Regions from separate parts of the Homo sapiens genome. Here regions 2 and 3 are each linked to region 1. A link is an interaction called in ENCODE POLR2A ChIA-PET data of the cell type or tissue named here. Cell type or tissue: HepG2. All regions are shown on one strand. Each heading gives the region's core, and the rest is flanking DNA. Links, peaks and the distances in the headings are about the cores only. Region 1 has its middle 71 kb from the start of LGSN. Region 2 has its middle 72 kb from the start of PTP4A1. Region 3 overlaps PTP4A1 (protein tyrosine phosphatase 4A1).

Region 1 (10,843 bases), core at 1,940-6,939:
AAGCTATAGGCAGCAGCATCTTGAGGTCTAGAGAATAACTGGATTTGTTGAGTGAGATTCTGGACAGTCTGAGTGTTGGAGCCAAGAGTGCAGGCAGCCTGAGACCAGGCCAGAATTTAAACTGCTGTCACAGAGGGGACCTAGACAGCTGATTCATCCTGGTGGAAACCCTGCCTCTTCCCCAAGTTTTACCCTAATGGTCCATCCAACTTGCCAACCCCTTTGCCATCTAAAGGCCAGCAACTTGCCCGTCTCTCCACCCTACCCAGCCCAACATACCAGGAAGAGCAAGATAGCAACCAGACAATGAGAAACTGCCAGAGCTTCAGCCCCTGTCCCTGCCTGCAGACCTGCCGTCTCTGCAAAATGCCTCATCTGTGGATGCTACAAGCTTCTCAAGGAATCTCAAGTCCTAGCTGTCCTAGAGGCTAACCAAGAAGTCATCTCTCCATTTCAGTCCTCAACAGCTCCTGCAGACCCAAGTAGCGGAGGGGACCCCGAACACTCTCCTCTCACAGAGTCCCTAATCCTTTATCTTTCCCCTCCCTACAAGGCAGCCAAACATTCTAGAGCCCAGGAAAGCCCCAGTTCCAGGCTCTCCACAGTGCCCACCCAGCCCAGCCCTCCAGAAAGCCCCCAAATTCCAGCCCCCACAAAGTCCAACTTTGATATTGTCCAGATAGTCCAGCCTCTTGATCCTTCCCCAGACCCTAGTTCTCCAGAGAATCCCAGAGCCCAGCCTCGCAAAGTCCTGCTAGCAGAGCACACTCACCTCCAGTCACTGGAAGAATTGGGAGGCCTGAATTCCATCACCCACCAGCAACCAGCAGGAGCCCCAGGCCAGGAGCCAGCCCAGAGTGGCTGATCTTAAGTGCTTTGACGGTTAAGGATCAAGGGTCGGGAGGAGACTCCTGTCCTTCAATAAAGCCACAAGAGCCAGAAGCTGGTTTTTCCTGGTGAATTTCTCTAAGGCCCTCTCTCTGGAGGGGAACACAACCTACCCACCTCTCACCCTCCAAGGGCAGCCTCTTTAACTGGATTCTAGAAGGGAGTTCCAGGAAGCCCCCCAATACCCTAGGATCCTTACAACCTTGCAGTTCCTCTGCATTTGTGTCTTCCGTCTTGGCTAATGCCTCCAACAGCTCAAAACAAGCAAACTTTATTATACTTCACTATTAATTTTATATAAGTATATAAAAAGTTAACAGCCCTGCCCTCCCTTGTCCTCAGGAGCAGTCTTTGAAACAGCTTCTTCCATGCTATTCTTAAGAACTGGGTGGATCTGACTGCCCAGAGAGGGCTCTACCTTTCCCCAAGGTCACACAGCCATGAAGTGGGACAAATTGAGGAGAGGGGAACTAGATGGGCAGGCAGCCCCACACTTTCTTCTTGGAGTCCTGAGGGACCCAGGCCTCAAGTGCATGGAGAACTGAAAGAAAGGAGAGGGAGTTGTCAGGCCTGCAGTGCACACAGAGGGAAGAAGGTTCCACAAGCGAGGAGGTGGATCCCCAGCCCTGAAACCCTCAGCTGTAGGCACAGACGACCGCCTGACAGGCGGACGCCCCCCAGGCCCTCCTGCAAGTCTTCCTGAGCTGTCAGAGGCCGTGGCAGCTGCTGTATACAGCAAGCCAGCACCCGGCAGTCCTGGGCAGGGGCAGTGGCTGCATTGGGCCCCAGTGTTACCGGAAAGGGGTCCTGATCCAGACCCCAAGAGAGGGTTCTTGGATCTCGTGCAAAAAAGAATTCGAGGTAAATCCATTGAGTAAAGTGAAAGCGAGTTTATTAAGAAAGTAAAGGAATAAAGAATGGTTACGCCAAAGGCAGAGCAGCCCCTAGGGCTGGTGGTTATTTTTACGGTTATTTCTTGATTATTTGCTAAACAAGGGGTGGATTATTCATGAGTTTTCCAGGAAAGGGATGGGCAATACCCCTGGAACTGAGGGTTCCTCCCCCTTTTAAACCATACAGAGTAACTTCCTGACATTTGTAAACCATCATGATGCTAGTGGGAGTGTCTTTTAGCATGCCAATGCATTATAATTGCATCATAACTAGCATATCATGAGCAGTGAGGACCTCCAGAGGTCACTTTCATCTCCATCTTGGTTTAGTGGGTTTTGACCAGCTTCTTTACTGCAACCTGTTTTCTTATTAATTATTATTGTTATTATTGAGACAGAGTCTCGCTCTGTTGCCCAGGCTGGAGTGCAGTGGCGTGATCTCGGCTCACTGCAACCTCTGCCTCCTGGTTTCAAGTGATTCTCTTGCCTCAGCCTCCTGAGTAGCTGGGATTACAGTCGCCCACCACGCCCAGCTAATTTTTGTATTTTTAGTGGAGACAGGTTTCGCCATGTTGGCCAGGCTGGTCTCAAACTCCTGACCTCAGGTGATCCGCCCACCTCGGCCTCCCAAAGTGCTGGGATTACAGGTGTGAGCCACCGCGCCCAGTTGCAACCTGTTTTATTAGCAAAGCCTTTGTGACCTGTATCTTTTGCAGACCTCCTATCTCATCCTGTCACTTAGAATACCTAACCTCGTGGGAATGCAGCCCAGTAGATCTCAGCTTCATTTTGAAGTGGCTACATTGTCTGGGGTATATACCTGGGATTTGTTGTCTGGCGCCAGGAAAATTTAGGACACAGACACACATGAGGAGTTTAAGAGCGAAGGTTTAATAGGCAGAAGAAAAGAAAGTAAAACAGCTCTGCCTCTTGAGAGAGAGGGGACTTCTGAGAAGAAAGACCTGCCAGCAGTGGATGGGCCAGATTTTATAGTCAGGTTTGAGGAGGCAGTGTTTGATTTACATAGGGCTCACAAATTGGTTCGATCAGGTATGATGTTTTCATAGTGCTTGTGGTAAGACTGGTTGCCCCACCCTAATCTTATTGTGCAAATGGGCTTTCCAGTTAACCAGCGCCATCTTGTCTGCTCCTTACTGTACAGAAGAAGGGAAGATGGGCCAGGCGCGGTGGCTCACGCCTGTAATCCTAGCACTTTGGGAGGCTGAGGTGGGTAGATCACTTGAGGTCAGGAGTTCGAGACCAGCCTGACCAACATGGTGAAACCCTGTCTCTACTAAAAATACAAAAAAATTAGCCGGGCTTTGTGGCACACACCTGTAATCTCACCTACAGGTTGGGGAGGAGAGGCTGAGGCAGGAGAATAGCTTGAACCCAGGAGATAGAGGTTGCAGTGTGCCAAGATCCAGCTATTGCACTCCAGCCTGGGCGACAGAGTGAGACTCCATCTTGGCTGGGCGCGGTGGCTCAGCCTGTAATCCTAGCACTTTGGGAGGCCGAGGTGGGTGTATCACGAGGTCAGGAGATCGAGACCATCCTGGCTAATGCGGTGAAACCCCGTCTCTACTAAAAATACAAAAAAATTAGCCGGGCGTGGTGGTGGGCGCCTGTAGTCCCAGCTACTCGGGAGGCTGAGGTAGGAGAATGGCGTGAACCCGGGAGGCGGAGCTTGCAGTGAGCAGAGATTGCGCCACTGCACTCCAGCCTGGGCGACAGAGCAAGACTCCATATCAAAAAAAAAAAAAAAAAAAAAAAGAAGAAGAAGATGGAGCCACCATCTTGAACATGATTGGCACAACTGCCAATCAATGTCTGCAGCTCGGTTTTACAGACTGCTCTTCATTAGAAAGAAAAATAATTTGGGGTTGCTTTTCATTAAAAGGAAAACCTTACCGAGGACTTCCATATCCTCATTATCTGCCTAAGTAATTTCTTCTTAATTCCTTTATCAATTTTACCCAGCCCCTATTCAAGATGGAGTCACTCTGGTTCAAAGGCCTCTAACACCAGCGTTCAGATGAGCTGCTACTCCTCCGGAGGCAATTTGAAGTTGAGGGTCTGTGGCGCATGGGCACCCACCTGTTCCTGGCTGCTGGGTAGGTAGGTTTCCGCCTCCATCTATGCTTCTCCTGAAGCTTCTGCACCAGTAGTTCCAGTCCCACAGCCAGGAGTAGGGTGGCCAGGATGGATTAGTCCACATGATAGCAGTGATGCCCCCTGAGACAGGGTCCCTTTGGAGCTGGAGCTGGTGGGCATGATAGTGCTGCTCTCATTTACAGAAGGGGCCCCTGCTGTGGAGGTTTGTCTCAAGGCTGGGCCTAAGCAGGCCTGCAGCAGAGGCAGGCCCAGGGCCAGGAGCAGCCCTAGGCCAGGGTTTGCCATGGGCTGGGTGTCTGGTTGGCAGCACTGAGGAAGGGGCTTCTAGCACTGCGCCCCTCCTACTTCATATCAGTACATGAGTACCTGAGAGGCACCTGGCCTGGGCGTCTTTGACCTCTCTCAGATTTCTGGTCCATGCCCCTCCTCTTTTATAATCTTATGGGACCACTGTTTTATATGTGGTCCATTGTTGACCAGAATGTTTTTATACAGTACATGACTATAATTACTTGGAATTTTGGGGTGGAGGATGAAACCAGTGTTGTTGTTTTGTAATTTTTAAAAATAAACTTTCATATCATTGATTCCTTAAAAGAAGACTTATACTGGAGAGGAGACCAAGTTGCTCTGTGCGTCAACCCATGCTCATTGTCCTTCCATGTCCAAAGACCTCTTCTATGAAAGACAGCTGAGTGTTTCTCTGCTCCTAGGGCCCTTATGCTTTACATCATGTGACTTCTGCTTTTCTGGACCAGCAATGACTTAGTTCAAGGATTAACCTTTGAGACAGAGATAGCTAAAAGCCTCGCTATCAGCCCATGAAGTGTAACTGAACTCTGCCCAGCAAGAATGGTCAATATTGGATGTTGACTAACCGTAAAGCAGATCTCCCTTGGGAATTTGGAGGGAAACTTAAGTGAGCAGGAACTAGAGACACATTGAGGCTTCAGAAATCACAAGACAGTAAAAGCTAACACAGACCTTGAGGTGGAGAGAAGGCAAGTGGAGAGAACAGTGTTGGAGGATACAGAGGTACAAGCAGAGACTGAAATCAACCCACTTACAAGTTGGGAATCCTTGTCAGAAAAAGCAACAGAAGTTTACAGATGCATGGATCTTTGCAGATGTTGCTGTTGAGTGTAAGAGCTGCTATCAGTCCTCTACATTGTGTATTCTGAATGAGCTACAGTTCCAGCTGCTGGCTGAGTAGTTGCTAAGACACAACCTCTTGGTTCTTACTTCCCTTCCATATCTTTAGACCTACACCAACTAAGATAACTTGAAAATGTCATGTTTTTCTCAAACCCAAATAGGATTGACTGCTAAGGACATTTATACATTGCAAATAAATTATTTAATAGCAAATTTGTCTCCATTATCATATTTTTTAAAAACGAGATTTTAAATAATGCTAAATGAGTCTTACCTGTGTACATATTCTATTAGAGCTATTTGAGATCTGATAATACTTAGTAATTCTATTTGTCTATTTAACAGAAGCAATCAATTTATTTCAGATTACCTTTTATCCAAAGAGAAGGTAAAAGTATGCATCCTTTCCAATGGAACTTGTTATAATTCAAATAATTGAAAGTGAATGGAGAGAGATAAGAAAGTTAAGGATATTATCTGAACTAATTCAATTCCAATTTTCTTTTCTTTTTTTTTTTTTTTTTTGAGATGGAGTCTTGCTCTGTCGCCCAGGCTGGAGTGCAGTGGCGTGATCTCGGCTCACTGCAGGCTCCGTCCCCCGGGGTTCACGCCATTCTCCTGCCTCAGCCTCCCGAGTAGCTGGGACTACAGGCACCCGCCACCTCGCCCGGCTACTTTTTTTTTGTATTTTTAGTAGAGACGGGGTTTCACCGTGTTAGCCAGGATGGTCTCGATCTCCTGACCTCGTGATCCGCCCGCCTCGGCCTCCCAAAGTGCTGGGATTACAGGCGTGAGCCACCGCGCCTGGCCGATTCCAATTTTCAATAAAACAAATTCAATTCCTGTGTAACAATCTCCTCCCTGTTGATAAAAAAAAATCTGACAATGAAGTGGTGAATTTGGCAATAGGTCATGCATTCTAAGAAAATAATAGTTGATCAAAATTTGTGGAATCCGGCTGGCACAATGGCTCAAACCTGTAATCCCAGCACTTTGGGAGGCCAAGGCAGGTGGATCACCTGAGGTTAGGAGTTTGAGACCAGCCTGGCCAACATGGTGAAAACCCATCTCTACTAACGATACAAAAATTAGCCAGTAGTGGTGGTGCATGTCTTTAATCCCAGCTACTTGGGAGGCTGAGGCACAAGAATCGCTTGACCCTGGAAGAAGGAGGTTGCAGTGAGACAAGATTGCGCCACTGCACTCCAGCCTGGGTGACAGAGCGAGACTCTGCCTCAAAAAAAAAAAAAAAAAAAAAAAAAAAAAGAAAGAAAGAAAGAAAGTGTCCAAATACTTCAGCTGTAGAATTATTCTTTATACAGTTTCTGAGACCATTAGAGTCTTTTCTCTTCATTTTCTACATCTCCCTACTTAGCATTCACAAAAGGTGTGTTTTCTTTAGGCTTAGATTAGACCTAGAAAATTTTCTCTCACCATTTTTTTTTGTGGGGGATGGGGGAGGAAGAGAAAAAGGAGATAAACTTTGAAGCATGTACATTAATGCACTTAATGTCTGGAGCACAATGACTAAATTATTTTTAGTGTAAAAAATAATTTAAAATGACTGCATTTTATGATCTCTATTTCTGTATGCACTACCTTTGAATTTCTGTATTGGAATAATAGTACTGATATGATCGTCTCCATTAGTAGATTCATGAACTATCATGGTTTGGTTTACTCACTGGCTTACATACTTAATATTGAAATGCAACCATGTAGCAGTTTCACAGCACAGAGTGGCAACCAAGAGTTTTGTATACAGATAAGATTTAAGTGAAACTACACAGGACCATTGTTCAAAACAGAAGCCATGCTTTCCTTAAGGTTAAACACAGTTCCTTCAAATTTTTCTCTTTTGTTCTCTTCTTCTGTTATCAGATTGTGCTAGATTTTGCAATGGGGTCAAGGGTAGATGCAGAAGAAGACGGTGGGATTGTTTTGCCAAAATAAGACTGACATGTTCTAGACTGAGTGTAGTTTCTATTACTTGTTTAAGAATGAACACATAGAAACACAAGAAGATACAAAATGAATCAGGCTCAATATCCTTTCCTCTCTATCTGAAAATGTAAGGTAAGCTTCTTTTCTATTGTTAGTAAGAAAATATGAGAGTAGAAAATAGGTTTCACATTTTTTGATTTGTTCTTATATTAATAGATCTATTATTTATCATAGCTTTTTCACTTTCTGTGTGACTCTGAGCAATTTACTTACTCTTTCTGTGATTCAGTTTCCTCCTTTCCAAAGTGGAGACAATAATGTTCAGTTTACTTACACGTAGGGGTGGCCATAAGGATTAAATGAATGAATACTTATAAGGGTTAGCTCTTTTCTTCTTTTCCCTTCCCTTTTTGTCTTCCTCATCCTATTTGTATTTCATCCTTGTAGACTAGGAGTTACTACTTTCTGTGCATTCTGCTTAAATATATGCATCCTAAGATGATTTTTGAGTGACTGTACATGGTTTGTGCCAAGTATAAGAATGTCTTCTATTCTGCTTTCAACTCACTGCCTGCTTATCAATACTCTGATGGCCTTTTTGTCTATTAGAACCACATTAGACTGACAACAAGTTCTCTGTCTTGTTTTTCCAAATGGCCCTCGAAGCCAGTTATCCCTTGGCCATTATTTACGTTATTTCTAGCTTTAGGACCTCTATTATTTTTCCAGGGCTGCTGTAACAAAATACCACAGACTGGGTGGCTCAAACAATAGAAATTTATTTCTTCACAGTTCTGGAGCCTAGAAGTCCAAGATGAAGGTGTTGGCAGGGTTGGTTTCTTCTGAGGCCTCTCTCCTTGGCTTGTCAATGGCCGTCTTCTCCCTGGCTTCACATCATTTTCCCTCTGTGCACCTGTGTTCAGATTTCCTCTTCTTACAGGGACATCAGTCATATCAGATTAGGGCTCACCCTAACTGGCCTCATTTTAACTTAGTTACCTCCTTAAAGATGCTATCTCTAAATATGGTCACACTCTGAAGTACTGAGGATTAGAACTTCAGCATGTGAATCTTCAGGAAACACAATTTAGCCCATAATAGGACCTCACTTTTCTCATCAAGAAGCTGGTATCTTAAATTTCTGTCCAACTGCCTACCTTGTGAAATTTCCTAAACTTTTTCCTTATCTTCATAATTCACCACTGGTAAGTCATTTTTAAATTACGAAATGATACTCCATAGTCATCTTCTGTTTCAAAAATTATTGCTGGGCATGGTGGCTACAGGCATGAATCCTAGCACATTGGGAGGCCAAAGCAGGTAGGTCACCTGAGGTCAGGAGTTCGAGACCAGCCTGCCTAACATGGTGAAACCGCATCTCTACTAAAAAAAAAAAAAAACAAAAAAATTAGCTGGGCATGATGGTGGGCACCTGTTATCCCAGCTATTCGGGAGGCTGAGGAAGGAGAATCACTTGAGCCTGGGAGGCGGAGGTTGCAGTGAGCCAAGATTGTGCCACTGCACTCCAGCCTGGGTGACAGAGCAAGACTCTGACTCAAAATCAATAAATCAATCAATAAATAAATAGCCAGGCGAGATGTGGTGGTATGCCTGTAGATCTAGCTACTCAGGACGCTGAGGTCGGAGGATGGCTTGAGCCTGGGAGACTGAGGCTGCAATGATCATGAGCTATGATCATGCCACTGCAGTGGGACCCTGGCTCAAAAAAAAAAAAATTATTGATCAAAGTTAATCTCAGTACTGATCTCTGTGACATCTCTCCCATTGCATGGATTCCTCTAAAATTCAGGCTCTAACTTTTTGTACTAATATATATTTTTAATCCATGATAAAATATTTTCTGTGAATACAGTTGTCCCTCAGTATCTGTGGGGGGTTAGTTCCAGGACCTCTGGAGCACATCAAAATCTGCAGTGGCTCAAGTATCTGATAAAGTATTTGCATGTAACCTATGCATATGCTTCTATATACTTTATATAATCTCTTAAATCATTATAATACCTAATACAACAAAGATATATAATATGTAAATTATGTAAATAGTTGTTATACTCTGTCGTTTTAGGAATATTACAAGAAAAAATGCATCGTTATGTATTCAGTACCGATGCATTTTTCTTTTCCTGAATATTTTTGATCTATGGTTGGTTGAATTCATGGAAGAGGAACACATGGATACAGAGGGCTGCTAATTGTATAATCCAATAGTGAGTGATTCACCTTTAAGATAATCTTTGGTTCGAAGGTCTGAATTTAAAGTCTTTGCACTTTACCTTTGCTCGTTTTCCTTATTTATCTATTTTTCTTTTATTTTTTTTTGAGACGGAGTCTTGCTCTGTTGCCCAGGCTGGAGCACGGTGGTGTGATCTCAGCTCACTGCAACCTCCACCTCCTGGGCTCAAGCAATTCTCCTGCCTCAGCCTCCTGAGTTGCTGGGATTACAGGTGCACGCCACCATGTCTGGCTGATTTTTGTATTTTTAATAGAGACGAGGTTTCACCATATTGGTCAGGCTGGTCTTGAGCTCCTGTCCTCAGGTGATCCATACCAGCCTTGGCCTCCCAAAGTATTGAGATTACAGGCATGAGTCACCATGCCCGCCCCTTATTTATTAATTTACCTCTTCAAAGAATGCTACTAGACGACTATAATATCCCCTTACAGAAACCATATTACTCTTTTCCCAGTAGATTACCCTCTCTAAATATTTATTGAGTCAGGGAAAGGAACATGGGTTCTTTTGTTGAACTTCAATGTTGAGTGTATAGTCAAGGTATTGTATAGTTCCAAGACCATTAAAATGAATTATTAGATACAAAGCATTTTCAAGAATGACATTTAGGTTAACTGGTTATGACTAGGAATACAGAAATCAATACCTGACGAAAAGTGATGCAAAAATCAGGAAATGAGATTGGAAATATGAAAGACAGGTTACCAAAATAGGATCAGAGAATCAGATAAGGAGAATTAGCCAGAAACAAACAAACAAGTAAGCAATAATAATAATAATAATAGTAAAATAAAAATTAAAAAGCCCCAAAACTCTGAAAGTCAATGATATTCTCAATGGCTGGATCAAGGTCAATGTATTTGTAGCTGAGCTACAGAAAGTAAAATGTTTACCTGGTGGCATGTCTTATCCCACTGAATTTTGGATTATAGATTAAGCTCTATGTATTCATCCTATCTATATTCACAAAGGGGTCCCTCTCTTGCTTATAAAGTCTCTATCAAACTTCCAAGTAGGGAGGTAAGACTCTACAATTACAAAATCCTTTTAATATTTTATAAATCCTTAAATCTCTGGCAATTTATAAAGTTAATGAGAAATTGTATGTATTTCTACATTTTCACCTTATAATTTTTTAAAACTGTTAAGTGAATACTATCTGGTCCCAATATATTAACATCAAATTTATTAATTGGGTAGAATAATGAATAATGGAATTAGTAAAGTAGTTGGTGTCAGGAAATTGGGTCTGAGGTCTCAGACTTTTTGCCTATGTGATATTGGGTATCGGTCCTTCAGGAATTTGCCATTACTTATAAACAGAGCATAACACAGATATATGTATTGGGTTGACCATGTCAACTAAAAGATAGGTTATTAGCTTATCTTTCTGAATTTGCCTACATTTTGGAACTGACTTTGGACTTCATTTAAGTGGATAGATCCAAGATTGTAATTCCCACCTAAGAGAAACTAAGCAAGTTTATAGGGGACAATTGAGAGTCTAATGCTTAGAAAACTATGGATAAGTTAGACATAAGTTAAAAACTCTGTGACGGGTTGGAGGCAAAACTTAAGAGCCAAGAGTATAGAG
Region 2 (10,843 bases), core at 2,751-7,750, 110 kb before region 1:
CCAGACTGGCCACTATGGTGAAACCCTGTCTTGACTAAAAATACAAAAATTAGCCGGGCGTGGTGGTGCACACCTATAGTCCCAGCTACTTGGGAGGTTGAGGCAGAAGAATTGCTTGAACTCGGAAGGAAGAGGTTGCAGTGAGCCGAGACTGTGCCATTGCACTTTGGCCTGGGCGACAGAGCGAAACAAAAAACAAAACAAAACAAAACAAAACAAAACAAAAAAGAATGCCAGAATTTCTTTCTTTCTTTCTTTCTTTCTTTCTTTCTTTCTTTCTTTCTTTCTTTCTTTCTTTCTTTCTTTCTTTTTTTTTTTTTTTGACAGATTCTTGCTCTGTCCTGCTCTTGGCTCACTGCAACCTCCACCTCCTGGGTTCAAGAAATTTTCCTGCCTCATCCTCCCGAGTAGCTGGGACTACAGGTATGTGCCGCCACACCTGGCTAATTTTTGTATTTTTAGTAGAGACGGGGTTTCACTATGTTGACCAGGCTGGCCTTGAACTCCTGACCTCAAGGTGATCCACCCACCTCAGCCTCCCAAAGTGCTGGGATTACAGATGTGAGACACTACGCCCGGCTTTACTTTAGAATTTCTTAACTAAAGAGATGAGGAAAAGCATATAATTCCTTGGCTTCACTTTATAATGCTTGATAGAAAATGGGGGTGGATGAGGAGATATCAATAACGTTAAAAAAAAAAAAAGCAAGTTACTAACAGGAATGAGGAAGCAGAGGGAAGGTCAAAATGTAGGATGAGGTGGGCTTTCTAGCCAATATAGGACAATAAAGAAGAAAAGGAATGCCATGGTCATGGTGATAACCTTACCAGTTCCTGGTGTAGATGAGAAATGAAGCATAGCTAATCTACTAATTTTAGGTGACACCATCATGCCTTTCACTATGACTCAAAAGAATGTGTGACAAACCACTTTCTCATCAGGCCAGCTGATGGTATTGCCACTCAGAAATGGGGAGAAAATTCTTAAAGAACCACTAAGAGCTTTTCACTACTCTGAACTCTCAGCTTGAATAAAATCCACTTAGTCCTTTCTGTATTTCAGTGACTGCAATTATCAAGCATTGATAAGGAGCTTCTTGGGTTTTCAGAATGGTCATAAAAAATGATTTTCAGCTGAGTGTGGTGGCTCACACCTGTAATCCCAGCACTTTGGGACACCGAGGTGGGTGGATCACATGAGGACAGGAATTTGAGATCAGCCTCAGCAACGTGGCAAAACCCTGTCTCTATTAAAAATTCAAAAAATTAGACGGGCATGGTGGTGCACGCCTGTAATCCCAGCTACTCGGGAGGCTGAGGCACAAGAATCACTTGAGGCTGGGTGCAGTGGCTCACGCCTGTAATCCCAGCACTTTGGGAGGCCAAGGCTGGTGGATCACTAGGTCAGGAGTTCGAGACCAGCCTGGCTAACACTGTGAAATCCTGTCTCTACTAAAATACAAAAAATTAGCTGGGCGTGGTGGTGGGCACCTGTAGTCTCAGTTACTCGGGAGGCTGAGGCAGGAGAATGGTGTGAACGTGGGAGGCGGAGCTTGCAGTGAGCCGAGATTGCACCACTGCACTCCAGCCTGGGCAACAGAGCGAGACTCTGTCTCAAAAAAAAAAAAAAAGAATCGCTTGAACCAGGGAGGAAGAGGCTTCAGTGAGCCGAGATCGCCACTGCACTCCAGCCTGAGTGACAAGAACAAAACTCTGTTTCAAAAAAAAAGATTTTTATTTTATTAAATATGGGTTGAAAATAGGTGAGGTATTTATAAAAAAAATGGTTAAGGATGGTGTATTGAGCATCTTTAATGTGTGACTGTTCAGCATTCATTTCTCTTTCCTAATAACATCACATTTCTTTTAGAGGGAATTATAATTTTATTATTATTGTTGTTACTATTTGCATATAAATTTTTATATATTTGTCATTGTTGTTGTTGTTTTGGTTTTTTTGAGACAGGGTCTCACTCTGGTTGTCCAGGCTGGAGTGCAGTGGGGTGATCTTGGCTCACTGCAGCCTTGACCCCTCAGGCTCTGGTGATTCTCCCACCTCAGCCTCCTGAGTAGCTGAGACTAGAGGCAGGTGCCACTGTCCCCGGCTAATTTTTTGTATTTTTAGTAGAGGCGGGGTTTCACCATGTTGCCCAGGCTGGTCTCAAACTCCTGGGCTCAAGCAATCCACCAGCCTCGCCCTCCCAGAGTGCTGGGATTACAGGCATGAGCCGCTGTGCCTGGCCTTGTTACCATTTTGGATTCAGCCTGGTGGACTTTTACTCAGCAGACCTATACTTTCTTAGCCCAAGTCTGAATATATGGTTGAAACCAGGCCAATCAGACACCTACTCTCTGGAATTTAAATCTTGGGTAGAGGATTAAAGAGAGGATTAATCTATTCCGGGGCGAGTCCTGGATTTTGTCAACGTGAAGCCATTCTTGTGATCTCCAGATCCTGGACCACTGCGAATACCTTGGATCAGCACATTTCAAAGTCTGGTTCTCTAGCCTTACTTCCAGGCGATGAAGTCTGATATATTTCAGTAAGTTTCCTTTCCATAAATGAACTAGAGCCTCTTTCTGTTGTCTGTATCTATAGAACTCTGACTCATTCATAAGTTATATCTTACAAATTAGGCAGTTTAAAGAAAAATGGACTTTATAGCTACAAGGTAAACAGTATGAGACCATAGCTAGAAGTAATGTCATAGTTGATTATTTAAACATTTTTTTAAAGCCTGCAGAAAAAAATTTACTCATGATGAATACAATAATTTTATAGAGAAGAAAAGTGGAAACTGGAAAAAAGAAGATAACATTGAACAAAAAAATTAGAAAATATATTTTTGAGAATTTTCTTATGGCAAAAAATATAAATTAGGTGATAGGTATTTAAAAAAATATCTGACATCGATTGATTAATTAATTCATAGATTCTTACTGATGAGCATAGAGCATAGATCGTCTTCTAGCTGGAATTATTTTCTAATTACTACTTGCTCCTTATTATTCAGATCTCACAACTTTTCTGGCTAAGTCTGTAGTATTGCATGCAGAGGGATGAAATTTCAAAGCTACGAAACTTGATTTGACTTGAATCCTCCCAGAAGTGAGAATTGTACAGAGAGCTTAGTCAGATGAGATTTAATAGGATCCAAATTTCAGGATTTACTCGTTTTTCTCTTTTAGAAGGTTCAGCAACATTGATGACTTTTATGTGGGAAGAGTATCTTGATAAATCATATTAAAGAAAAAGTGAAGACCTAATTGCTTGTCACATTCCATCTGTATCATTATCCTGAACGATCATCAGGTATAACCCTCTATCAACAGACTTAATATATTATATTAACTTTCTTTTTAATGCACTTTTTTGGTGGTGAAAATGAAGGCTCATTTTTTTCCCTACCATTTTTTCCCTGTTCATTCTCACAGAAATTATGTAAAATAGAATGAGTCATAGTATATCAGGTATCTTAACCTTTATTACAGAAGCACTTTGAGAATTATTGCCCTAGCAGGTAAGCAGTTGGCATAAGGAAAAGACTGAATGGATTATGATGTGGTGATTATCCTAGACTTCACCCTCTGCTTTTTCTCAGAAGAGACAACACTTCTCTAATAGATAGTTAACTCAATCTAAGGAGAAAAGGTTCTGAAGTATTTCCAAAGTATTTCCTCTTATCTTGAGGTGGTTAAGGCTCCCTCTGAATCTGATGTCTGTGTGATTATGAATTTGCAACCCAAACTGTACTCATCATAGAAAACTTACACTGGGCCAGGCACAGGGACTCATGCCTGTAATCCCAACATTTTGGGAGGCCAAAGTGGGAAAATCACTTGAGCCCAGGAGTTCAAGACCAGCCTGGGCAACACAGCAAGACCCTGTCTTCTATACAAAACTGAAAAGAAAATAGCTGGATGTGGTGGTGTGTGCCTATAGTCCCAGTGACTTGGGAGGCTGAGGTGGGAGGATTGCTTAAACTGGGAGTTTGAGGATGCAGTTACCTGTGATCGTGCCACTGCACTCTAGCCTGGGCAACAGAATGAGACCCCATCTCTATAAAAGAAAGAACATTTACAGTAATGTTCTGTTAGTGATCTAATTCTACATATAGCCCTAGGATCTTCTTAAAAGATCCAAGAACAGCAGGATCTCCCTTAAGAAGCATTTTCTTGAAAAATATGGTCATGTCACTACTTTGTTATATTTGTTAGGAGTGCTTTTAGCTGCAAATAATGGAAAAAATCCAACAATTACTTAAACAACAAGCGCTTTTTTTTTTTCACATTAGACAGCAGCTGGTTTCAGGGCTGTTGTCTAATGACTCCGTAAGTTCATCAAGGATGCAGTTTGTTTTTATTTTTATATTCAGCCATACATAGCATATTTATTTGTTGCTTTATAGTCTCAAAATAGATGCCATAGCTCTATGCATCACTTCTATAATGAAGACAAGAAAAGGCAAGGGGTAGTGACAATGGCTTCTCCTCTAATTTTTTTTTTTTTTTTGAGACGAAGTTTTGTTCTTGTCGCCCAGGCTAGAGTGCAATGGTACAATCTCGGCTCACTGCAACCTCCGCCTCCTGGGTTCAAGCAATTCCCCTGCCTCAACATCCCCAGTAGCTGGGACTACACTACGCCTGGCTAATTTTTTGTATTTTTAATAGAGACGGGGTTTCACCATTTTGGCCAGGGTAGTCTCGAACTCCTGATCTCAGGTGATCCACCCGCCTCAGCCTCCCAAAGTGCTGGGACTATAGGCATGAGCCACCAGGCCCAGTCTTCCTCTCATTTTTTCCTTTTTTAAAAAAGCAAAGCCCTCACAGATTTGAAATAACCTGTCAGTCAGGCACAGTGGCTCACGCCTGTAATCCCAACACTTTGGGAGGCTGAGCCGGGCCAGATCACTTGGGGTCAGGAGTTTGAGACCAGCCTGGCCAACATGGCAAAATCCCTTCTCTACTAAAAATATAAAAATTAGCCAGGCCTGGTGGCACGTGCCTCTAATCCCAGTTACTCAATAGGCTAAGGCAGGAGAATCACTTGAGCCCAGGAAGCAGAGGTTGCAGTGAGTGGAGATTGCATCACTGCACTCCAGCCTGGGTGACAGAGTGAGACTCTGTCTCAAAAAAGAAAAAAAAAATAACTAATTGCCAGGTGTGATGGCTCACGCCTGTAATCCCAGCATTTTGGGAGGCCGAGGCGGGTGGATCACCTGAGGTCGGGAGTTTGAAACCAGCCTGACCAACATGGAGCAACCCTATCCCTACTAAAAATACAAAATTAGCCAGGCGTGGTGGTGCATGCCTGCAATCCCAGCTACCTGGGAGGCTGAGGCAGGAGAATCACTTGAACCCAGGAAGCAGAGGTTGCAGTGAGCTGAGATCACACCATTGCACTCCAGCCTGGGCAACAAGAGTGAAACTCCGTCTCAAAAAAAAAAATTAATTAAAAATAAAAATAAACCTGTCAGAGGTCACTCAGACATGAAGCAGAGAAGCAAGGATTCTCACCCCAGCTGTCCACTTCTTAAGCCAGTGCTCTTGACCATTGCCTTCTTTGGAGCAGTGATGGCTACTCTATGAGATTATAATCTTTTTTTTTTCCATTATACTTCTCCTTCATAACCTCAAGTTTTCAGTAAGTTCTGTTAAATGCTGTAGCTTGGCTTTAGCTCTGCTTTGTGAGTTAAGGGAGGGGCCTCTGTTAACACTTATGAGAAAAATTTGGGCAGACAATACTGGCCAGGAGAAGCTTATTAAAGTGAGCTGAGGGGATTGGAGCAGGATGGCTACCTGAGGGGATGATAACAGCAGTGTGAGCTTGAGGAATATGCCTCTTTCAGACAGAGAGATGTCTAAGAACTTGAAGCACCCTCAGAAATGTATGGAATTATGGAAACTTGAGTTGTCATTACCTGGATTGTTAAATAAGGAGCTCAGAAAGCTGGGGAATTTGACATATGGTTGCATGAGTCTCTGATATTTGGTTTCTACTCCTAGACTTAATGTAAATTGGACATATAGACCTAACCAAATCCCACCTTGCTGCTAATTCCAAATACAACCTTGCACTCTACTCTGTTCACCTCTTGAGCTCAAGAGGGGTTGGATTGTTCAGGCTGCATAGAGCCTAAAGGTATCCTACAGCAGAAGGCTTTTAACGACATAAAACACATTATCAGGTGTTCCATAGGTGATGTACAGAGAAAAACCCATATTTGGAGATTGCGCTGAACTGGAAATTGCTGCTGCAGTTATGAAGATTTTTATGCACCTGAAGCAGGAAAGAACTATCTCTTATTCAAATGCTACAAAAAGCGAGATTTTCTTCTCTATTATCCAAAGAACCTACTATGAGGAAATAAAAGGGATTGAAAAACTCTTAAAGCCCCACCCATAGCAACCGGACAACTTTTCAGGAATCTAATATATAACAATCTATGAATTAGGGATTACTCTTCCCATTTTACAGAGTTGAGCACAGTGTTGCTTATTTGAGGTAACACAGCTGCTCACTAGTAGAACTAGCAGAGCTGGCACAGAAACCAGTGACTGTACTATACTTTTTCTTGCACTCTGTTCAGCTTTTATCAAAATTTCCAAGGTTCTCTTCCAATGGGAGGCCATGTATGTCCACACATTAATGTAAAAATGATTAGGTTTGAGTGTTTAATGAAAAATTCTGTATATTATAGATGTTATACAAGGCTTAAACAGGTCACTAACCAAGCAAGCAAACCAGAACTGATTTACTTTGGAATTGGTAAAAATCATCACATAAACAATGTATACACAAAGCAGATTCACTTGACTTTTATACATTTTTCTAAATTCCTAAAGAATGTAGGATTTGGGAAACCATCAATATGATAATTTAATGTAGAGTTTTAAAAAGTACGTGCTTTAGGTGGGTGCTAATAATACATTAATAAATTCCATGTAAGCTCAGGTAAGTACCAAATGGCCTTTTGGTATACTTCCACCATCGGGTTTGCTTTCTACATCTCTTTGGTTACCCTATAGTCTTCCCTGCGTTAATCAACCCAATACCACTTTTCATTGTTGGGAAGAGTTTCCCATAAAGTTCCTCAATTAATTCCTGTTCTCTTTCATTCCCTACCCACATGAACTCCTGTAAATGAGCACTTGTCTCACCGACAGAACAATGTAACAGGGAGAAACCACATGAAAACATTGCTTCACTGTCCTGTCCTTGTTCAAGCATTGTGTCCACTACCTTTGATAACATGACAAGTTTTGGGTTTTGGGTTTCTGTCATGACTACAGCAAACCTTGACTGCCTACTACTTGCCAGACATTGTGTAGGTGAAGATCGGAGAACAAGACTGATCCCAGATTCTGCTTTCATAAAGCTTATGTTCCAATGGGAGCCAATAGAAAATGGAAGGTAGAGATAAGCTCCTGGCATGAGTGCTCTGTTACAAATGACAATAGAGATGAGATAGGGAATAATGGGTTGGGGCAGGCAAGGTTGCTCTGACCAGGTTTTTTTAAAACTGAAATCTGCCTCACAAGAAGGAGCCAGAAAATCAGGCTTCGACCTGTTTGAACATCTGATCAGGTGAGATACTTTTGGCAAATCATTAAAACTTTCAGTCTGTGTTTTCCTCTTCAAATAAGAAACATGACAAGGTGGGATGCGGTGGCTCACGTCTGTAATCCCAGCAATTTGGGAGGCCAAGACGGGTGGATCACCTGAGGTCAGGAGTTCGAGACCAGCCTGGCCAGCATAGAGAAACCCTGTCTCTACTAAAAATACAAAATTAGCCGGGTGTAGTGGTGCATGCCTGTAATCCCAGCTACTCGGGAGGCTGAGGCAAGAGAATCGCTTGAACCCGGGAGGCAGAGATTGCAGTGAGCTGAGGTTGTGTCATTGCACTCCAGCCTTGGCAGCAAGAGCAAAACTCTGTCTCAAGAAAAAAAAAAAAAAGAAACATGACAAATCTATAGAACTGTGAAGAACAAGGAAATAATTTCTCAGATAACTTCATATGTGGGAAGAGAATTAACTATGCTAGGTCAGCCATTGAACATAGAATTTATGTCAACTATCTCACTAATCATAATTCCCATAAAATATAAAGGGCTATAAAATGATTTGTTGTTGTCATTCAACTCTCCCCAGGTCAGTTTTCTGTAGTCCTCCTTTCCTAAAATGACTCCTGTGGCCACTCAAGCTGAATGTGGAAAAAATAGCGCAACTGCTTATTTTCCCTCTATGCCTTTCCTATGCCAACTTTCTCTTAGTGTTGGGCAATGTTATAACTTTCTAATATTATTTTCTTTTATTTTATGTGAGACGGAGTCTCGCTCTGCCACCCAGGCTGGAGTGCAGTGGCATGATCTCGGCTCACTGCAACCTCCACCTCGCGGGTTCAAGTGATTCTCCTGCCTCACTCAGCCTCCTGAATAGCGGGGATTACAGGTGCCTGCCACCCAGCCTGGCTAATTTTTGTATTGTTAGTAGAGACGGGCTTTCACCATGTTGGTCAGGCTGGTCTCGAACTCCTGGCCTCAGGTGATCCGCCCGCCTTGGCCTCCCAAAGTGCAGGGATTACAGGAGTGAGCTACTGCACTCAGCCCTAATATTTTAATCATGCCTGTAATCCCACCACTTTGGGAGGCTGAGGCCTCGCTTGAGGCCAGGAGTTTGAGACCATTCTGTGCAACATAACAATACCCCATCTCGACAAAAAATGTTTTAAAAAAATTAGCCAGGTGTGGAGATGTGTGCCTGTAGTCCTAGCTACTTGGGAGGCTGAGGCAGGAGGATTGCTTGAGCCCAGGAGTTTGAGATTAAATAGTGAGGACAATGGAGTGAGACCCTATCACTAAAAAATAAAAATAAAAACATATTTCAATCAAGGATTTTTGTTGTAACCTTCAAATCTTTGTTGTCTTGTACTCTTAACATCCATGTGGTTGCTCAGACTATCTTTGGATCCTATACAGGCAAGGGCAGAACAAAACTGCATGAGCTTTTGACACAACCACTTCCTGGCTGGGTGATGTTAAATTATTTATCTATTTGCATTTCATCTATAAAGTAGGGATGATAGTAGTACCTACCTCATAGGATTGTTGTTGTAAAGAGTAGGCTGGGCATGGTGACTCATGCTTGTAATCTCAGCACTTTGGGAGGCTGAGATGGGAGGATGGCTGAGCTCAGAAGTTCAAGGTTATAGTAATCTATAATTGCACCACTGCACTGTCTCAAAAAAAAAAAAAAAGGAGCAAATACCTCTAAAGTTACTTCAAATAATAAACACTTTATAACTGTTGCCTATTTTATAACCCACTTCCTGAATCTATTTCTTTTTTATCTTATCCAGGCCTTTGCTATCTCACTTAAGTTATTGCCACTCCCTTGTGTATAGCGATGCCACACAGCTATATGCAACCTTGTCTTAATTGCCTATAATTCCGTCATTCATGCACTCCACAAATATTTATAAAGCACTTATTATGTGTGTGTCATTGTCCTAGTGGCTATGGCAAACTCTTAAAATAGAAAATATAGTCTGCCATCAGTAAGGTCAAAATCTAGCTGAGGAAGGGACTAATATACATGGAAAATGCTACAGAACAATATGAGTTAAATAGCCTTATAAATTAACACAAGAGGGCTGGACACTGTGGCTCACGCCTGTAATCCCAGCACTTTGCGAGGCCAAGGCGGGCAGATCACCTGAGGTAAGGAGTTCGAGACCAGCCTGGCCAACATGTGAAATCCCATCTTTACTAAAAATACAAAATTAGCCAGGTGTGGTGGCAGTCACCTGTCATCTCAGCTACTAGGGAGGCTGAGGCAGGAGAATTGCTTGAACCCGGGAGGCAGAGGTTGCGGTAAGCCAAGATCACACCACTGCACTCCAGCCTGAGTGATAGAGTGAGACTCTGTCTTTTTTTTTTAAAAAAATTAATTAATTAATACAAGAGGAGTCTAAGACATTACATGTGAGTGTTCCATTTACAAACATTCATGTCATCCTTTATTGCTATAAGAATTAGTATGCATTTTTTCCAGGCTTATGCAGTATTTATTAAATTTTCTCTTGATCCTTATACTAATCCCCTCATTAGATTTAAGTATCTTTGAGACCAGGCATGGTGGCTCACGCCTATAATCCCGGCACTTTGGTAGGCTAAGACGGGCAGATCTCTTGAGGCCAGGAGTTCAAGACCAGCCTGGTCAACATGGTAAAATCCTGTCTCCACTAAAAATACAAAAATTAGCAAGGCATGGTGGTGCATGCCTGTAATCTCAGGTACTAGGGAGGCTGAGGCAGGAGAATTGCTTGAACCAGGGAGGCAGAGCGCTGAGATCTCACCACTGCACTCCAGCCTGTGCTACAGACTGAGACTCCATCTCAAAAAAAAAAAAAAAAAAAAGAAAAAGAAAAAAAGAAAGAAGATTTAAGTATCTTTGAGAAGAGGGACTGGATCTACAGCAGAGTATTAGTGCATAGGCTCCGGGGGCAGAAGGATCTCTTCTCTGCTACTTGCTAACTGTGAGAGGAAAAGTTGCTCAGCTTCTCTCAGCCTCATTTCCTCATCTAGAAAATGAGGAAAAAATAATACTTTTTTGGGTTAATGTGGGATTGAATGATATAATTCATGTGAACCCTTATGCAAAATCTGGCATTTGTAAGTGCTCAATAAACATAAATTATAAAAATAACTGTGTTTTATAGAACTTCTGGTATGTGAAAAATCTATAATAATCTATAAAATCTATAATTTATAGAGTATCTAGTACAGTGCTGTGTCAATAGTGGACAGTGAATTAAATGTGTTATTATATAGGTTAATAGAC
Region 3 (10,843 bases), core at 5,844-10,843, 190 kb before region 1:
TGGCCAACATGGTGAAACCCTGTCTCTGCTAAAAGTACAAAAATTATTTGCGGAGCATGGTGGCGTGCGCCTGGAATTAACTGTTTGAACTCGGGGCGGAGGTGGCAGTGAGCTGAGATCGCACCACTGCGCTCTATCCTGGGCCATAGAGCGAGACCCTGCCTCAAAAAAAAAAAAAAAGTTTCTGTGGGTGAGGAATCCAGAAGCAGCTTAGTTGCATGTTTCTGGCTGAAGGTTGCTGCAATTATCTGAAGTCTAGAGGGTCTGCTTCCAAGTTTACTCGGTGTTTGGCTGAGCTCATGCCTCACTGGCTGAAGCTAGAAATCTCATTTTCTTTCCACATGGGCCTTTCCATAGGGTGCTTAGTTAACAGCAAGATGTGGCAGCTAGCTTCCCGAAAAATGAAAGCCTAAGATAGAAGCTTCAGTCTTTTATAACCTAATCTCAGAAAAGACACACCATCGCTTCTGCCATATTCTGATGGTCACACAGACTAACTCTGATACAACATGGAAAAGGGACCACTGATGGGTATAAATACAATGAGGCAAGGACCGTTAGGCGCCATCTTAGGAACTAGCTACCACATTGACCCAATGTTTTATGGACTTAGGTCAAGCCTTCATCCTTCCCCTGACCATAAACCCAAACCTGACTGGTGGACCATAGTAGTATTTCTAGACTTTGGTTTCATTTTTCAAATAGAAATTGTTGGTAAATTTTAGATCTTCTTCTACAAGGAACAGCCTGATTTATATATGCAGCCAGGCAAGCAACTTAATGCCAATATTTATACTTGGAAGTTTATCCTGTCAAGTTTTTACTTTTCGAGCTGCATTTCTGTGACGGGTTTGAATATTCAGATGCACCAACGAGCACTATCAAACCTGGCTGTATTTATTTTTATACATAGCATATTTTAACTAGCATAACTACAAGTATTATTTAATTAATGTCTAAATATTTGCTTTGTTTTTCTTTCCTTTTTTTCTTTTTTTGAGATGGAGTTTCACTCTTGTTGCCCCAGGCTGTAGTGCAATGGTGAGGCCTTGGCTCACTGCAACCTCTGCCTGTTGGGTTCAAGTGATTCTCCTGCCTCAGCCTCCCAAGTAGCTGGAATTACAGGTGCCTGCCACCATGCCCAGCTAATTTTTGTATTTTTAGTAGAGACAGGGTTTCACCATATTGGCCAGGCTGTTCTCAAACTCCTGACCCTCAGCTGATCCACCCTCCTCGGCCTCCCAAAGTGGTGGGATTACAGGCATGAGCCACTATGCCTGGCCAATATTCGCTTTCTTTAAATCTGTATCTTAATAGCATCCAGCTGATAGCTAGCTACCCATGAAAATTATTTGAATATACTTTTGCAGCAGGGGCATTTTAATGTTTCTTTTGCAATCCAGAACCTCTAAGGAGAAGTTGTTTTGGTTTAGATTACTTGTTTTTATTATACTATAGCCAGTAGTTCATGTTTAAATTTCGACCTGCTAGTCTAAATTCCACGAAGGCAATGACTGGGTTTGTCCTCACCACTTTGTCTTCGTTGCCTGATACATAGGATGTAATATTCATGCAATGAGTGTCTATGGAATTAATGCATGATTTCTGGATTCTAGCAAATTGAAAAACTGAATAGCTCCCTCAAGACTGAAAATTTAAGATCCTAGCATACATGATAAAAATTAAGTCATAGATGTAAAATACTAACTAGTAAAACAGAAAAGAACAAACATTTACAGAGCTGTTTTTTTAGCATTCTGCCCGATTTTTTCTTTTCTTTTTTTTTCTTTTTTTTTTTTTGAGATGGAGTCTCGCTCTGAAGTGCAGTGGCATGATCTCAGCTCACTGAAACCTCTGCCTGCCGGGTTCAAGCAATTTTCCTGCCTCAGCCTCCGGAGTAGCTAGGACTACAGGCACGTGCCACCACGCCTGGTTATTATTATTATTATTTTTTGTATTTTTAGTAGAGGCGGAGTTTTACCATGTTAGCCAGGATGGCCTCGATCTCCTGACCTCGTGATCTGCCTGCCTCAGCTTCCCAAAGTGCTGGGATTACAGGCGTGAGCCATCGTGCCCGGTAACTCTCTGATTTTTTTTTTTTTTTTTTTTTTTTTTGAGATGGAGTCTTGCTCTGTCTCACCCAGGCTGGAGTACAGTGGCATGATCTTGGCTCACTGCAGCCTCCGCCTCCCAGGTTCAAGTGATTCTCCTGCCTCAGCCTCCTGAGTAGCTGGGACTACAGGCATGCACTACCACACCCGGCCAATTTGTGTATTCTTAGTAGAGACAGGGTTTCACCATGTTGGCCAGGCTGGTCTCGAACTTCTGACCTCAGGTGATCCACCTGTCTCAGCCTCCCAAAGTGCTGGGGTTACAGGCATGAGCCACTGCACCCGGCCAACTGTCTGTTTTTCTTATGATTGCATTCAAGTTAGGGGAAATACCTCAGTAGAGATTTTTCTGAAACAGTTTCCTTGCAAAGGAAACAGATATTTAGATACAGTGTGCTGAAACTGGGGGCAAGCCTGGTTGCAGATTTTATCATGTTACAGATTTTGCATTATTATGATAATTAAAGAAACCTGCTGTTGAGTTAGTTCTCTCAGGCTGGATTCTTCATTGACAAGAAATGGAAGTTACTGGTGAAGTTCTGTGGCATCATCTTATCAACACTATTTTTTGGCCTCTAGTGTGGGCAGGTCTCTAATAAACAGGTAACTGAATAAAAGAATTATAATGAATCACACCTACCCAAGTCCCATTTGATCTAGTTGAACTCTGTTGCTTATTCCTTCAATCTAGGGGCTTTTAGCTGTATATTCATTGTTTTGAGTTCCTATGTTAATGAAGTTCTAGTGCACGTCCACTTGTAAAATGGTCTTTATTTTAGCACTAGTAGTGTCCAGTATATCCAAACCTATTTATTGGTCTTCTTGCCAATGAATGTAGCCAATAACACAATGTAAACAAGTGAAACTGGAATTTAAGTTGCTGAATTTTATGAAGTTGTGAAAGTTGTCAGAATCAAAATGCAATCATTAACGTCAGAACAACAAAAACAGCAACAAAACTCTAGAGCCAGGAAAGGCCATGAAGAGAGGGTTCTCATGCTTTTATGCTTGATAACAAAGACTATCACAAAGACTACAAAAACCAACCTTGCACAAAGGCCATTGCAACCTTACACAACAAATTCTTTTGCAAGGACATCTGCCCAGCAACTGACTATCCAATCCTGGACTGACGTCACCCTTGTTATTGATCTTTGCAGCCAAAGATAATTATTTGAAAACAATTATGTCATCCTCATTCTTTTCTTAAAAACCTTTGTGTTCCTTTACCTCCCTGAATATGCACATAGTTTACTCTGGCATGAATAATCTCACTGCAATGCCCTATTCCCAAATAAGTACCTTTTCTTTTAGAGAGCCTCTCTCTGTTGTTTAGACTGACAAAGTCAATGAAAGTGATGTTTGAGAACTGCTCAAATAATAACAAAAGTTATTGTCAGATAAGGATCTAGCAGAGTTAAGTCAATTAAAAATGGAAACAAATGAAAATTTATATGGATGCTGTATTAGATGCTTCAAGACAAAATTATCTAAATAATAACTGGCTAAGGCTGGCCTTTGGAAAAATTAAAGTCCTGAAATATTTTTGCAAAAAATGACCAAGTTTGTGACTATATTCTGCAAGTCAGAAGTGAAATGGACATTATATTGTCACTCCCCCAAAAATCAACACTTGACAGCCGGGTGCAGCGGCTCATGCCTGTAACTAAAGAAGTTCCCAAGGGCAATTCTTTTTATCATTTCACTATAAAATCTTTATTTTTTTTTTCATGATTGGAAAGTAATGGCCAGGCACGGTGGCTGCGTAAATGTCATCTCTTTTTTTTTGAGACGGAGTCTTGCTCTGTCTCCCAGGCTGGAGTGCAGTGGTGTGATCTTGGCTCACTGCAACCTCCGCCTCCCATGTTCACGGCATTCTCCTGCCTCAGCCTCCTGAGTAGCTGGGACTAGGGCGCCCACCACCACGCCTGGCTAATTTTTTGTATTTTTAGTAGAGACGGAGGTTTCACGGTGTTAGCCAGGATGGTCTCCATCTCCTGACCTCGTGATCCACCGGCCTCGGCCTCCCAAAGTGCTGGGATTACAGGCATGAGCCACCGCTGCTGGCCAAATGTCATCTTTTGAGAGTGTCTGTTCATGTACCTTGCCCACCTTTTGAAGGGGTTGTGTTTTTTCTTGTAAATGTGTTTAAGTTCCTTGTAGATTCTGGATATTAGACCTTTGTCAGACGGATAGACTGCAAAAATTTCCTCCCATTCTGTAGGTTGTTTGTTCACTCTGATGATAGTTTCTTTTGCTGTGCAGAAACTCTTTAAAAGTAATCCCAGCAGTTTGGGAGGCCAACGCGGGAGGATCACCTGAGATCAGGAGTTCAAGACCAGCATGGCCAACATGGGGAAACCTCATTTCTACTAAAAAAAAAAAAACATAAAAATTAGTTGGCGTGGTGGCATATGCCTGTAGTCCCAGCTACTCAGGAGGCTGAGGCAGGAGAGTTGCTTGAACCCAGGAGGCAGAGGTTGCAGTGAGCCATGATCACAACCACTGCACTTCGGCCTAGGTGACAGAGCGAGACTCCATCTCAAAAAAATATAAAATAAAATAAAATAAAATAAAATAAAATAAAATAAAATAAAATAATTAAATTGAAATTGAATGAATGAGCTATTTCATATTACTGTAGATACCTCCATTATATTATCACTTCCAAAAATTGTGTGTATTGCCACCTCTAAAAAAACAGAACATGTGTGTATATGTATGTGTCAGTTTGGATATCTTTAAAAAATGAATAATGTCAACTTTTCCCAGTGTGTTCTGTAGAACACTAATCCCAAGCAGTCATCTGAAAAAAAAGGCATCTGCAGTGGTACAGGATGTTTTCTGTTTCCCACACGCTATTCTCTGTTCTGCTCTGTCCCCAAAAGGCTGATCTGTATAGATGACAGGTTCATTTGCCCTCTGCCTGGGGAGAGAGGGGAAAAGAGAGACTAGTAGGACATCAAAGGGGATGCGGAAATGAGGCTGAATATTTCTCGGTCTTTTATCGGTCTCCACCTGGATTGCTGTTAGTTGGCTGTATCTTCCAACTAAGGTCACAGCTTCTTTGAGGAAGTCCTATCCATTTAGCTCTTCTCTTCAGTCCCAGTAACTGGTCCCCCTCTCTTGCCTCTTTAGGCTGGGAGGTGGCAACTGTATCACAACATTCCTGTTGGCTTCCCTTTATTAAATGCTTCTTAGTTGCCGGGCGCGGTGGCTCACACCTATAATCCCAGCATTTTGGGAGGCCGAGGCGGGTGGATCACCTGAGGTCAGGAGTTTGAGCAAGCCTGACCAAAATGGTGAAACCCCGTCTCTACTAAAAAACAAAATTTGCTGGGTGTGGTGGCACATGCCTGTAATCCCAGCGACCCGGGAGGCTGAGGCAGGAGAATCACTTAAACCCAGGAGGCAGAGGTTGCAGTGAGCTGAGATAGTGCCACTGCACTCCAGCCTGATGACAGAGCGAGACTCCATCTCAATAAATAAATAAATAAATAAATAAATAAATAAATAAATAAATGCTTTTTTCCTTTTTATAAAGTTCTGGGATACATGTGCCGAATGTGCAGGTTTGTTACATAGGTAAACGTGCCATGGTGGTTTGCTGCCTATTAACTCATCACCTAGATATTAAGCCCAGCATGCATTAGCTATTTATCCTGATACACTCCTTCCCCCCATCCCCCAACAGGCCCCAGGGTGTGCTGTTCCCCTCCCTGTGTCCACGTGCTCTCATTGTTTAGTTCCCACCCACTTATGAGAAGATGCAGTGTTTGGTTTTCTGTTCTTGTGTTAGTTTGCTGAGAATAATGGCTTCCAGCTTCATCCATGTCCCTACAAAGGACATGAGCTTATTCCTTTTTATGGCTGCATAGTATCCCATGGTGTATATGTACCACATTTTCTTTATCCAGTCTATCGTTGATGGGCATTTGGGTTGGTACCATGTCTTTGCCATTGTGAATAGTGCTGCAATGAACATATGCATGCATATATCTTTGTAATAGAATGATTTCTGTTCCTTTGGGTATACACCCAGTAATGAGATTGCTGGGTCAAATGGTATTTCTGGTTCTAGGTCTTTGAGGAATTGCCACACTGTCTTCCACAATGAACTAATTTACATTCCCACCAACAGTGTAAAAGTGTTCCTATTTCTCCACAGCTTTGCCAGCAGCTGTTGTTTCTTGACTTTTTAATAATTGTCATTCTGACTGGTGTGAGATGGTATCTCTTTGTGGTTTTGATTTGCATTTCTCTAATGACAAGTGATGATGAGCACTTTTTCATGTTTGTCAGCTGCATAAATGTCATCTTTTGAGAGTGTCCATTCATGTCCCTTGCCCACTTTTTGATGGGGTTGTGTTTTTTCTTGTAAATGTGTTTAAGTTCCTTGTAGATTCTGGATATTAGACCTTTGTCAGATGGATAGACTGCAAAAATTTCCTCCCATTCTGTAGGTTCTTTGTTCACTCTGATGATAGTTTCTTTTGCTGTGAAGAAACTCTTTAATTAGATTCCATTTGTCAATGTTTGCTTTTGTTACAATCGCTTTTGACATTTTCATTATGAAATATTTGCCTGTGCCTATGTCCTGAATAGTATTGCCTATATTTTCTTCTGGGGTTCTTATAGTTTTGGGTTTTACACTTAAGTTTTTAATCCACCTTGACTTAAGTTTTGAAAAAGGTGTAAGGAAGGGGTCTAGTTTCAATTTTCTGCATATGGCTAGCCAGTTTTCCCAATGCCATTTATTAAATAGGGAATCCTTTCCCCACTACTTTTGCCAGGTTTGTCAAAGATCAGAGGGTTGTAGATGTGCGGTCTTATTTCTGAGATGTCTATTCTGTTCCATTAGTCTGTGTGTCTGTTTTTGTACCAGTACCATGCTGTTTTGGTAGCCTTGTAGTATAGTTTGAAGTCAGGTAGTGTGATGCCTCCAGCTTTCTTCATTTTGCTTAGGGTTGTCTTGGCTTTAGAAGCTCTTGTTTTTGGTTCCATATGAATTTTAAAGTAGTTTTTTCTATTTCTATGAAGAATATCAGTGGCAGTTTAATGAGAATAGCATTGAATCTATAAATTACTTGGGGCAGTATGGCCATTTTCACGATATTGATTCTTCCTATCCACGAGGATGGAATGTTTTCCCATTTGCTTGTGTCCTCTGATTTCTTTGAGCAGTGGTTTGTAGTTCTCCTTGAAGAAGTCCTTCACATCCCTTGTTAGTTGTTTTCCTAGTTATTTTATTCTCTTTGTAGCAGTTGTGAATGGGAGATCACTCATGATTTGGCTCTCAGCTTGTCTATTGTTACTGTATGGGAATGCTTGTGCTTTTTGCACATTGACTTTGTATCCTGAGACTTTGCTGAAGTTGCTTGTCAGCTTAAGAAACTTTTGGGCTGAGATGATGGGGTTTTCTAGATATAGGATCATGTCATCTGCAAAGAGAGACAGTTTGATTTGCTCTCTTCCTATTTGATTACCCTTTATTTCTTTCTCTTGCCTCATTGCCCTGGCCAGAACTTCCAATGCTATGTTGAATAGGAGTGGTGAGAGAGGCCATCCTTGTCTTGTGCCGGTTTTCAAAGGGAATGGTTCTGGTTTTTGCCCATTCGGTATGATATTGGCTAGGAGTAGGCATAAATGGCTCTTACTATTTTGAGGTCTGTTCCATTAATACCTAGTTTATTGAGAGTTTTTAATATGATGGGATATTGAATTTTATCAAAGGCCTTTTCTGCATCTATTGAGATAATCATGTGGTTTTTGTCTTTAGTTCTCTTTATGTGATGCATTATAATACATTTATTGATTTGCATATGTTAAACCAGCCTTGTGTCCCAGGGATAAAGCCAACTAGATCGTGGAGGATAAACTTTTTTTTTTTTGAGGATAAGCTTTTTGATGTGCTGCTGGATTCAGTTTGCCAGTATTTTACTGAGGATTTTTACATCAATGTTCGTCAGGTATATTGGCCTGAAATTCTTTTTTTCTTGTTTCTCTATTAAATGTTTAATTATCCACTGTGAGTGAACAATCTGTCTTCTTCCGGGACACTGATTGATACAATGGATAAATACAATATTGTTCTCTTGGAAAGATTAAAAATTCACACCAGCATATTAAAGGCTCTAATATTGCAGTAAATAATGTCTAAGTTAGCCCAGTGTTTGCCAAACTTATTCATGAGACCATTTCTCTAATATATCTAAGAATATCCCTTGAAAATATTTGATTATAAAATTTCTTGGCTTAAAAACCACAAAACTGGCCGGGCACGGTGGCTCACGCCTGTAATCCCAGCACTTTGGGAGGCCAAGGCGGGTGGATCACGAGGTCAGGAAATGAGACCACCCTGGCTAACACATTGAAACCCCATCTCTATTAAAAACAAACAAACAAACAAACAAAAACCCCACAAAACCAAACTTGGCCGAGCGCAGTGGCTCACTCCTGTAATTGTAGCGCTTTGGGAGGCCAAGGCAGGCAGATCACTTGAGCTCAGGAATTTGAGACCAGCCTGGGCAACATGGCGTAACCCCTTTTCTACTACAAATACAAAAGCTAGCCAGGTGTGGCGGTGCACACCTGTAGTCCCCAGCTACTCAGGAGGCTGAGGTAGGAGTATCGCTTGAACCCAGGTGGTTGAAGCTGCAGTGAGCCAAGATTGTACCACTGCACTCCAGCCTGGGTGACAAGTGAGATCCTGTCTCAAAAAAGAAAAAAAGTAAATGCAGTACTAATCTAAACACACACACACACACATACACAAAACCAAACTTAATGGTTTATATTCTTGATGACTATTGTCAATCCTTGTAAGCAGCTAATCGTTTTGTGCTGTGTAGGAAATACCGATTTCCTTATGGTCAATTGAGGTGTATAAGCTTAAAGCTATTAGTCATAGCATTGACTTGTCCCAAGTGGCTGTACTTTTTATATTTAGTTTTTATGATTCCAAATGTCTCGTTATCAGGCTTACAAGTGTATCTTAATTGCTACCCATGTGCTTCTCAACTTTAGTGCCTGAATTTCATGACATCTATTTTGGCTGCCTGGAAACTTTAACCCCTTTATGTTGGGCATTTCAGTTATGTAAAACGCTGCTGTGGATGTACTCTTTTAAACCCTGAGGTGGAGGTGATTAATTCTGTGTAGTTCTGGCCTTTCAGCATGTGATAGAAATGCATTTCTGAGTTAAGTGACATGTATGATTTCTTAGTCAAGCTTTTAATCACCGTGAGACACTCTAAATCCCTTTTTGCCTTCTGTCACAGCTAGGTTTCTCCTAAAAATACAAAATTCCTGTATTAAAAATACAAAATTGGCCAAGTGTGGTAGCGCATGCCTGTAATCCCAGCTACTTGGGAGGCTGAGGCAGGAGAATCACTTAAACCCAGGAGGTGGAGGTTGCGGTGAGCCAAGATCAGGCCATTGCACTGCAGCTTGGGCAACAGCAAAACTCCATCTCAAAACAAAAAACAAAAAAAGTCATGCATATTTATTTACATAACTGTGTGGTGTAGTGGACCAGCTCAAACACAGGTCTGAATCCCTGACTTCTACCACTTATTAGCTAGTCCCCTATCTGGAGGCTCAAATCCCTTACTGTAAAATTGGGACAAGACTGTTGGAAGGGAATCAAATTATAAAAACTACCTGAAAATAAAATCATTAATAAATGGTAGCTATCAATTTATTAACTGGTTACTGCGGCAATATATATAATTATAAAATCACCATCAATCCTTTCATTCATACGTTAACACATATCACTGGTTTAATTCATTGAAGGCAAATACAAGTTTTTCCCTTACTTTCCTTCCAAGATTCCACTTAGGCTGGTTACCCCAAACGTAATGGAGAAACATTAAATGTCACTTTTAAACCACTTTTAAACCAGTCTTTAATTTTCAATTCAGGTGTGAGGCACATATATACACACAAACATATTAATTTAAGGAAGCAAGAATGTAGAATATTAACATGTATGGCAGACACTACTTCATGTATTTTGTTTAAAACTTAACTTTGAAATAACTTCATTGTTTACATGTAAAAGAAAAATATCATTCACTTATACTTCCACTTCCCTTTAAAGTATTCTCAAATTATATTTCCTGAAACTCCAATAGAAAGCATTCTCTCTTAATCATGGCAACGGGTCGGGTACTCATTGGTGACCAAAATCTGGTGACACCATCTTTTATGTTCTTTGCCATATTCTTAAATGCCTGGCAAACAGTAGATATTTACCAGATGAATATGACATTAAAAAAATAAATTTCAAGAGATTGAGATTCTTTAGCCAAGTTGAGGGACTACATCATTTTGAAGCACTCTAGAAGGGGGATGTGATTAAATGTGACTGCATGCCTGGGCTGGCTGCTTCTAGGTATAGAGCTGTGTTAAGGCGTGGGAATAGGAGAGCAATGCCCTAGGGAAAAGAGGGCACTAGGGGAAACAATGGTTGCAGTGCACTGCAGAATGACCAATGGCACCTACTTCCAGAGTTTTCCTTCAACTAAAAAGAGATGGCATTTTCTTATGATTCAGTAACCGCATTACTTACATCAACATTATGGTTGCTATAGACAAGCCTAGGTAGCTAGCCTCTATTTACATCATCCCACTAAGGGTATCCAAACCCAAGTAACCAAATTTTAGAACACTATCAGATAGTTTCCTGCATTCAAGACTTCAACTCATAACTCTTTGAACTCTTATTA

Evidence for each region. Peaks named below come from ENCODE experiments on the same cell type or tissue, not always from the same donor. Only the 100,000 strongest peaks of a DNase experiment are listed, where the experiment ranks them.
Region 2: POLR2A ChIA-PET joins it to region 1 with 5 read pairs; 2 of 35 experiments call an interaction of 5 or more read pairs at or near these places.
Region 3: POLR2A ChIA-PET joins it to region 1 with 8 read pairs; 4 of 35 experiments call an interaction of 5 or more read pairs at or near these places.

The regions. Positions count from the first base shown.
Region 1 is chr6:63,385,593-63,396,435 of GRCh38, reverse strand. It overlaps a transcript of LGSN not described here and the pseudogene LOC100133007. Among named protein-coding and RNA genes, the nearest start is that of LGSN, 71 kb to the right of the region's middle. RefSeq lists an enhancer at 6,783-6,872. In HepG2, for the core only: a CTCF peak has its summit at 2,080 (motif pointing right); a DNase peak (open chromatin) is centred at 4,715.
Region 2 is chr6:63,495,033-63,505,875 of GRCh38, reverse strand. It overlaps a transcript of LGSN not described here. Among named protein-coding and RNA genes, the nearest start is that of PTP4A1, 72 kb to the left of the region's middle. RefSeq lists an enhancer at 1,059-1,198. In HepG2, for the core only: no CTCF peak of the experiment used is centred there; a DNase peak (open chromatin) is centred at 5,035.
Region 3 is chr6:63,582,538-63,593,380 of GRCh38, reverse strand. PTP4A1 (protein tyrosine phosphatase 4A1) reads right to left here. Exons shown (of 6, transcript NM_003463.5): 6 at 9,793-10,843. LOC128125822 reads right to left here. Exons shown (of 2, transcript NM_001415059.2): 2 at 9,793-10,843. Among named protein-coding and RNA genes, the nearest start is that of PTP4A1, 15 kb to the right of the region's middle. RefSeq lists an enhancer at 3,143-3,437. In HepG2, for the core only: no CTCF peak of the experiment used is centred there; no DNase peak of the experiment used is centred there.